3 separate regions of the Mus musculus genome follow, and all the other regions are linked to region 3. Evidence: chromatin loops called from intact Hi-C (ENCODE). Cell type or tissue: heart. All regions are shown on one strand. Region 1 holds the start of Ptar1 (protein prenyltransferase alpha subunit repeat containing 1). Region 2 overlaps Apba1 (amyloid beta (A4) precursor protein binding, family A, member 1). Region 3 holds the start of Apba1 (amyloid beta (A4) precursor protein binding, family A, member 1).

Region 1 (2,500 bases), 72 kb after region 3:
GATGTGTCTTTTACTTGCTCTGCAGCTGGAATTCTCAAAAAGGGCCTCAAAGACAGACACACAAGACATCAAAGCATTCCTTAAAAGGCCCAGCAGCCACTATGGCTACTGCCAGGAAATCACTCCAAACACTCATTGGGGAAAAAAGTCAGCAGTCAAAAGAGGAAAGGAGGACGACTTAGGGGCTGTCGGGGCTGGCAGGTATGTTTAGAGGCCAGTAGTCTTTTGTCTTGAAGGAAGTACAGTTTTAAGTCCTTAATTGAGAGAAGAAAGCAGGCCATCTGAGGACTTCTAAATTCTTTTCTGAGATCATCTTGGAGGAAAAGAACACTTGATTAAAGTGTTTGGCCTTTCATTTAGTGGAAAAGCTAAGGAGGCTAGAATGCGTAAAAATAATTCATGTGTTTTAGTAAAAAAAATTAAAATATTAAAAATAAATTGTATAACCAATGAGAAAATAATACAAAACCGGACTTCATGTTTGTTTCCCCAGGAATGGGCTACATTCTGGCTTCTTATTCTTTTGTATACTGATGTAGGTAACTCTTTAGTAGCTTCCTTTCCATTCGTTAAAGGGAGAGTATCAGGAAAAGAAAAATACAATCTTAAGAGTATCTTCCTAGAGAGTAACAAATAAAATGGAAAGGGAGGAGAAAGAGATAATATATGTATCAGTTCAGGAGTGAACTTTTAGAAGGCAACAATGCTAGGTAAGAATGCCTTAAGATGCTCGTCTGTAACTTCGGACGCGCTACTAATAAAAAAAAAGTATCCAGTTTGCAACAGCTTTATAAGATCCACTCAGGTCACCTTCAAAAATTGTTACATCCGACTCGCTTTGCAATTTTGTGACAAGCGAGTCGAAAAGTCAAAGGCAGCTTCCAATCACCTTTAGTTAACCCGAAAGGGGGCTGTAGGGAGTATGATGGGGTGGATAATCCTCTATAGCCACGCACTGGATGCAACCGAGAGTCGCCTCCAAGACACAGAGACCCACGGTAGTGGCCCGCGGGGCAAGCGCATCCCGGCGGAGGGCGGCGGGGAGAAGAGTTGCCACAACTCCCGGGACGCGTCGCGCAGGGCAGAAAACTCCACGCTCCGACGTGGCTCTCGGAGGTCGCTCCCCGGCACTGCCCCGCCACGCGTCTTGGTAACGGCCAGCCGGCTCGGCGCGACAGTCCCAGCCGCGCTCCGCCTGTCGGAAGCGCGCGTGGGCCCCGAGCGGCCCCGGCGAGTGGACTAGAGCGCGGCCCCGAGCCGCCCCCGACGACCCCGGCGGCGCAGGGCGCGCCACTCACATGTGCGGGTTCCTTCGGAAGGCGTTGGTGATGTCCTTCACCACCCTCTGCACCAGCACCGCCACCTCCTCGTTCGACTCGGCCATGTTGGCGGCCGCCGCGATCGGGCGCGCCTCCGGCAGAGCCCAGCCGCCGGCGGGAGTTCCGCGGGGGCGCGCGCGCGCGCTGGCTCAGGCGCGTTCTCGCCGAGGCCGCCGAGCACTTCCGGGTCAGGGAGGGCCGCAGCACCGCTGGGTTGGGCCGGCTCTTCGAGCTCGGTGGCTTTTGGTGGAGTTTTGGTTCACTAGGCGTGGAGGAAGGAGGCTTCCCCCGCACTTCTCCGAGCAGCCGTGTCCCAGAGTGGCCTTTACCCAGGGACCTCCGGATGGCTGCACCAGGCCCGCTTCACCGGCCCACCCGGGGAGGAGGCGGGTTGCTGACCTCCTTTTGCACGCCTGTGCTACTTTATGCATGAAGTGTAAAGTAGCGCGTTTAGTTAGATCTTGTAATGTAGTAAGCAAAGGAAAGAAAGTACAGGAGAAAGAACCCTTCAGATCTCGGGGATAAGGTTAAAAACAAAAGTAACCCACTGTACTTCTGTACTTTTAGCATTTTTGATACATTTCGTGATCACTACGTTAATTTGGAGTATAAAATAAAATAAAGGCTTTGACAATTGTTCCTGACCTCTCTTGCTCCACAAATTATAAGATTGCTCTGTTCCATTTGGATTTTAAAAGTGTTGTAATTAAAATTTTTATTTTTATATATCAGGTTTATTTGTCCCTTCTAAGTACAAAGTTCTGACTGCCTCTAACTGGTGATGGTGTCTCCTCCTCCTCCTCCTCCTCCTCCTCCTCCTCCTCTCCCTCCTCCTCCTCCTCCTCCTCCCCGTCCTCCTCCTCCTCTTCCTCCTTCTCTGATGCTTGAAGTCTGTATCTTTTTAATTTTTGGTTTTTGGCCCTGGCAAGGTAGTGCGTGGCTGTGATCTTGGGAGGTAAAAACAGGAGGTGACATTCAAGGTTATCTTTGGCTGGGCTATTTGAAACTTGGATCTCTGAAAAGCAAACTGTGGTTGGTCCTGATCCTGGTGAAGAAACAAGAGACAGTCTACAAACTTGTGGAAAGCAAAACAGACCTGATTAAGACCCTAAAAGACTCTGACAAGCTCTGGGAGAAGCAGTGAGACAAATGGGGTGTGTTGCATCCCTAGACCAAGAGCA
Region 2 (2,500 bases), 48 kb before region 3:
ACAACAGAACTAGAATATATCCGCTAGCACCTACAACAGACCAACAGCACCATGCTGGGAACTTAATATCTGCTGCTTAAACTTTCCAAGAACTCTGGTATTTCCTACTTTTTTTCCTCTCTCCCTCTCCCTCCTCTCCCCTCCCTTGTGTGTGTGCTCATACACATATGTGTGGATGCGTGTGCAGTGCACATACATACGTGCAGATGTGGATGCCCAGGGTTTACTCTGAGCATCATCCTCAGTGGCTCCTCTACCTTATTCCCTGAGGTCGGGTCTTTCAACAAATCCCAGACCTTACTGAGATGGCGAATCTCTCCAGCCAGCTGACTCTAAGGATCTCCTGCACCGCTCTCCAAGGCTGCAGCTACAGATGGGTTGTGGGAATCAGAACCCAGGTCCTCCCTCTGTTTAAGATGTAGGCACTTTAAACACTGAGCTATTTTTAGCCCTGTGCTCCTTATTTTGTTGACAGAGAAATCGATGCTGAAAAGTGAAGCAAACCAACACACAGAGAGCAGGGAAGCTGACTTGTCCAGCTGAATTTTTTCACAGCTCTCAGGACACCCTCCTTCCTAAAAGAAGTGGCCCATGGTGAGGGAGCAGAGGATGACAGGGTCTCCTGTCTTCAAGAGACAGACCATTAAAAAGTAAAGAGTATATAGTCATGTTTACTTCTAAGAGACAAATTAAAATTTGGAAACTCCCATGTTTTCAGGTTGAATGCATTTGTCTTGGAAAGGAGAAGTTTGACCTTCATCGGTGTAGGGGTTGCAGCATCTGTTGGTACCCTGAGGACTGGTGGGCACACATAGCCTTTGATTCAAGGGGCCTCCATAATCACAAAATCCAGCACATACCATCCTTAGTGGTGCTTTCATCAAGAATCCTTACTAATTTTGACTTCTATGCCAACGGATGGCTCAAGGGAGGGAGGATTGGCTAAGAACTGAGCCAGCTGTGGCTTCAGGGACACTCCCTGGGCTGCAATCTCAGGGCTACCCCTTTCTAGCTCTAACGCTTGGAACTGCTTATTGATAGAATACGGATGTTGCCAACAACTCTCTCACGGGGAGAGCATTTGTGAAGTTACGGGTGTAAAGCACTGAGTGCGTTTGTTATAATAAGAATCAGATCAATGCTAGTTACTTTATCAGATTATGTCTGGAAAATAGTCGCGCTAACAATGTAGCGTCCGATGGAAACAGGCGACTATTTTTAGATTACTTTGAACATAATAGATCACATTTACCTAATAGGAAGTGCATAATACTCTAAGCTACTCCACAACTCATTCTTTTTAGAAGCAGTGGTATTCCCCCTAGAATACTTAGCACCATATTTGGAAAAGAAATCACAGAATCTTTTTAATTAAAATAATGAATACTGTTGGCTGCAAACTCGGTAGTTAAAAAATAGAAATGTTTACCAAGGTGGAAAGTTTCAAAGTGACACATTAATGTGCCCACGCCAGATTAGACACATCTTAATCCATATGGTACATTTTTTTTTAACTGCAAGGAATGTTTTGAATCTCTGTTGTCATCTACTGAAAAGGAAACGGGATGAGGTGGAGCTAAGTGGATCTGTAACTAGATGCCTGCTGCTATCGCTTGGGTTTCCAAGGCCTGGGGAGACTATGCAGAGCGGGAGAGTGATGGCAGTCTGGGAAGAGGGACAGCCACATGGGGAAGGAAGTCTTACTTATTTAGGGTACTGCCCCCTTAAAAGCAGCATTTCTAACACGCTGCTTCAGAATTTTCAGGAAGAGGTCTCTATGAATGCCACGCTCTTCAAAAGGGCCCCAGTGGGTCATCTCTTCTTCCTAAAAAGTGATGATAAAGGCACAAAGAGTAATTAGAGCAATTACCTCCAGTAATAACTATGGTTTGCCCTCAATCCCAATCTAACATACTGTCTCAACTTTGAGGCCAAATTTTCTAGTTCCTATATCATCCTGTTCCTCTCCACATTAGATGTCCTTTCTTGCCACCAGGGAACACCTCACCATAGTCTTTTCTATTTTCCAGATACAACCCACTAACAGCCACTAGTATTTAGTTGGTTCTTGCTATGTGCAAGTGGGTGGTATTTAATATAGTAGAGGATCCGTTTCTAATCTAAAATATCACTTTATCCAATAACCATGTGCTATATGCATAAGAAGTTGCTCTGAACACTGTGGAGAACATAAACAGCAAATCAGTTATCAGTTCTATTTCTTCACTTTAACAACTGAAAAAAAAAGTGCTTTTCTCATTCCTAATGGGCGTTACACTTGGAAGTGGGAGGGAGAAATGGTGGGTACAGTATGTGTAAGGCTCATAGCGTAGCCTGACATGGTGCTGCAAGTCTGTAACCCAGCTGTCCCAGAAGATGGGGCAGAAGGATCACAGGTTCAAGGCCAAGGTGACAATTCAGTAAGCTTATGACTCAAGATAAAAGTTTAGAAAAGACTCAGTGACAGAGTACCTGCTAATCACATACTAGGCTCTGGCTT
Region 3 (2,500 bases):
ACCCTATCTTTATTACGCAGAGAAATTTAAGCATCTATAGACTCTGCGTGCTTTTTCTCTGTCTTGGTTCCTAGACATCATTGGAGAGCCAAACATTTGCCAAATTTCCTACGAGTGAGCTGTCCTGGGAAGGAAATCGGGGACTTCACTGACTGGAGATCTTATATCCATGGGTCTCGGGAAATTTCAGTTCCTAAATGGACCTTCTAACCATTGTGAAAGCCGGGAGAGTGGCTGTCACTAGCATCCCATTTCCCACGGAAAAACACCCAAGAGAATGCATGTTGGGGCACTCTTTTTTTTTTCCTTGTTTTTTTTTTTTTTACTTCCCTTTCAATCTTGTTCTTGTATTTTTAAAGCCCCCACCTTCTTTACACACCTCAAGAGTTTATTCTAAAAGAATCATTGCAAAGACTATCCAATCTTCAGCTAGAAGGTTTTCAGTACTTATATATGGAAGGGAGTCTGGTGATAAAAGTTGTGGGAACGGGAGAGGAAGATGACCATTAAACACCCTCTTCTTGGGGTTAGACAAGAGATAAACAATAGAAATTGCAGAGTCAGGCAGTCAATGAGAGGCTGTGAAGTGCCAAAGAAAGCGCCCTTCAGAGCCAGGGACACCAGCTGTCTCAAAAGGTGTAACCATTATCCTGGTTTGCTGCCATGTGCCTCAAAGCAACCGCTCACTTCCACATCCCCGTGTTAGGACGTTAGGGAAAGGGGAAGCGAGAATCCGTACACCCAGCCACCCAAGAACAGTAGCAGAACAGAAACTGTTCTTAGACTTGCAGGGTCAAAATAACCAATACTGTCCCACAGTGTTAGCTGGCGGCATCAAGTCAGGAAAAGCAGATCGCTGGATGTGGGGCGCAGTTTTGAGAGCGTGGATCCAATTGCACGCTAAACACTCACTCTTACACGGGATTTTACAAACCCGGCCTTACCCTACTGCCTCCCCTCCACACTTCACACACCAAGTGCATCCTGCCCACCTCACGGTTTCCATCATCAGTCAGCCAGAGAGGAGGGATCCTAGCGGGGATTCCTGGAAATGTCATCTCCCCCTACACTTCGGATCTGCCACCTCCATCCCCTCTGCTATCACACACACACACACACACACACACACACACACACTCCTTCCGTGACTGTCATCAGGCCCGCTCTTCCCAAAGCCGGGTATCTCAGCGCGCACCGGACGCCTGGCATCTCTCTAGTACACACCCTTCCCCCGCCTCGCTAGCTCCAAGCACTGCCTCCCTGGATGTCGCCTGCCGTCCCTGTTCATCCGCACTATTGTTCCACGCTTCACCCCTAGCTCCCGGGATCATCCCTCCAAAAGGACCCGAGCTCCGTCCGGGGCGTCGGGCGCCCGGCACTCACCCAGCCCGCCCTGGCGGTGGTACCTTGCCTGACAGCTGGGTCCGCGGGCCCGCGGGAGCAGGCGGCGCTAGTGACAGCGACCGTGCCAAGCCTGGGAATAAAGCTGCTCTCCAGCTGCTCCCGCCTCCAGCGCCACCATCTTCCCCCGCCGCCACCGGGACCGCAGCCGCCCGCGCCCCGCTCCTCCGGCTCTAGCTCGGCAGCCGCTCGGGCCCCTCCGGCCGCGGCCCCACCCCCTGCTCGCCGCCCGCTCGCCCTCGTGACGCGCGCCGGGGCCGGGCGGCTGCGACTGACGGCGGGGGGAGCGCGCGCACGCCGCGTGCAGCAGCGCCCCTGCCTCCCACGCCCACCCGCGTGCGCGCGCGCGGCGCGGGCCCGACGCGACAGTCCAGCTCGGGCGCGCGTGAGCGTGCGAGGGGTCCACAGCCGTCGCCGTAGCTGTGCGCGAGTCCCTCCCTCTCGTGGCCGAGAGCCTGGAATGGACTACGTGGCTGCCTCCCGCGGGGACACAGGGGGACCTCCACGGTCCTCTGTCCCAGGTCCCTAACGCTCATCCCCGGCCCCGTCTCTGCGAATGGGCTCTGGTCACGCTTAGGACACACTGCCGCGTGGACGGCTGCCCGTGTCCTCTTGCTTAGTGACACGCAGTTTTCCCGCTTCCCGGGCCTGAAAGCCAAGAAAAAGCTTGGAGCTTGCAATGCGGCGCTGCGCTCCTCGAGTGGCCGCGAGGGGGCGCCCGCGTGAGCTTGAGAGGAACAAGCTGGGCGTCTGTCTGGCCGCCCACTGGGGGCGCTGCCCAACCCGCCCCACCCAGAAAGCGTCTGGAAGGCGGGGTCGGGAAATGGTCCACTTGGTTTCTCGATGCCCGTTGCTAGGAGCTTAAAAGAGTCTTCCAGACGTGCAGAGGCAATTCGCCTGGTATATGATTAGGTTCTCTGGAGGGTGGGGACCCTGAGCACTAGGGACCAGGTAGCAGGTGTTGTGACTTAATGAAAAGGTGGACTGGCCCCTGGGCGGCGGCGGGGTGGGAGTGGAGGGGCGAGGGCGGGGCTGGGTTCAGGCGCCTGGGTTCAGGCGCCAGCTCCATCTGTAATAGGCGATTCCATAGCTACATCCT

Evidence for each region. Peaks named below come from ENCODE experiments on the same cell type or tissue, not always from the same donor. Only the 100,000 strongest peaks of a DNase experiment are listed, where the experiment ranks them.
Region 1: it touches region 3 in a loop (6-fold over the local background); 18 of 42 quality-filtered maps call a loop at or near these places.
Region 2: a loop joins it to region 3, with 2.3 times the contacts of the local background. A loop is called at or near these places in 4 of 42 quality-filtered maps.

What each region holds. Positions count from the first base shown.
Region 1 is chr19:23,686,344-23,688,843 of GRCm38, reverse strand. Ptar1 (protein prenyltransferase alpha subunit repeat containing 1) reads right to left here and starts at 1,444. Exons shown (of 7, transcript NM_028208.1): 1 at 1,299-1,444. The coding sequence starts at 1,384. In heart, no CTCF peak of the experiment used is centred here; a DNase peak (open chromatin) is centred at 1,453; H3K4me3 peaks cover 2,167 bases; H3K27ac peaks cover 2,385 bases.
Region 2 is chr19:23,806,063-23,808,562 of GRCm38, reverse strand. All of the region lies in intron 1 of Apba1 (amyloid beta (A4) precursor protein binding, family A, member 1), which reads right to left. Among named protein-coding and RNA genes, the nearest start is that of Apba1, 48 kb to the right of the region's middle. In heart, no CTCF peak of the experiment used is centred here; a DNase peak (open chromatin) is centred at 992.
Region 3 is chr19:23,757,975-23,760,474 of GRCm38, reverse strand. Apba1 (amyloid beta (A4) precursor protein binding, family A, member 1) reads right to left here and starts at 1,599. Exons shown (of 13, transcript NM_177034.3): 1 at 1,384-1,599. In heart, a CTCF peak has its summit at 1,360; DNase peaks (open chromatin) are centred at 784, 1,764 and 2,124; H3K4me3 peaks cover 1,927 bases; H3K27ac peaks cover 1,508 bases; H3K27me3 peaks cover 924 bases.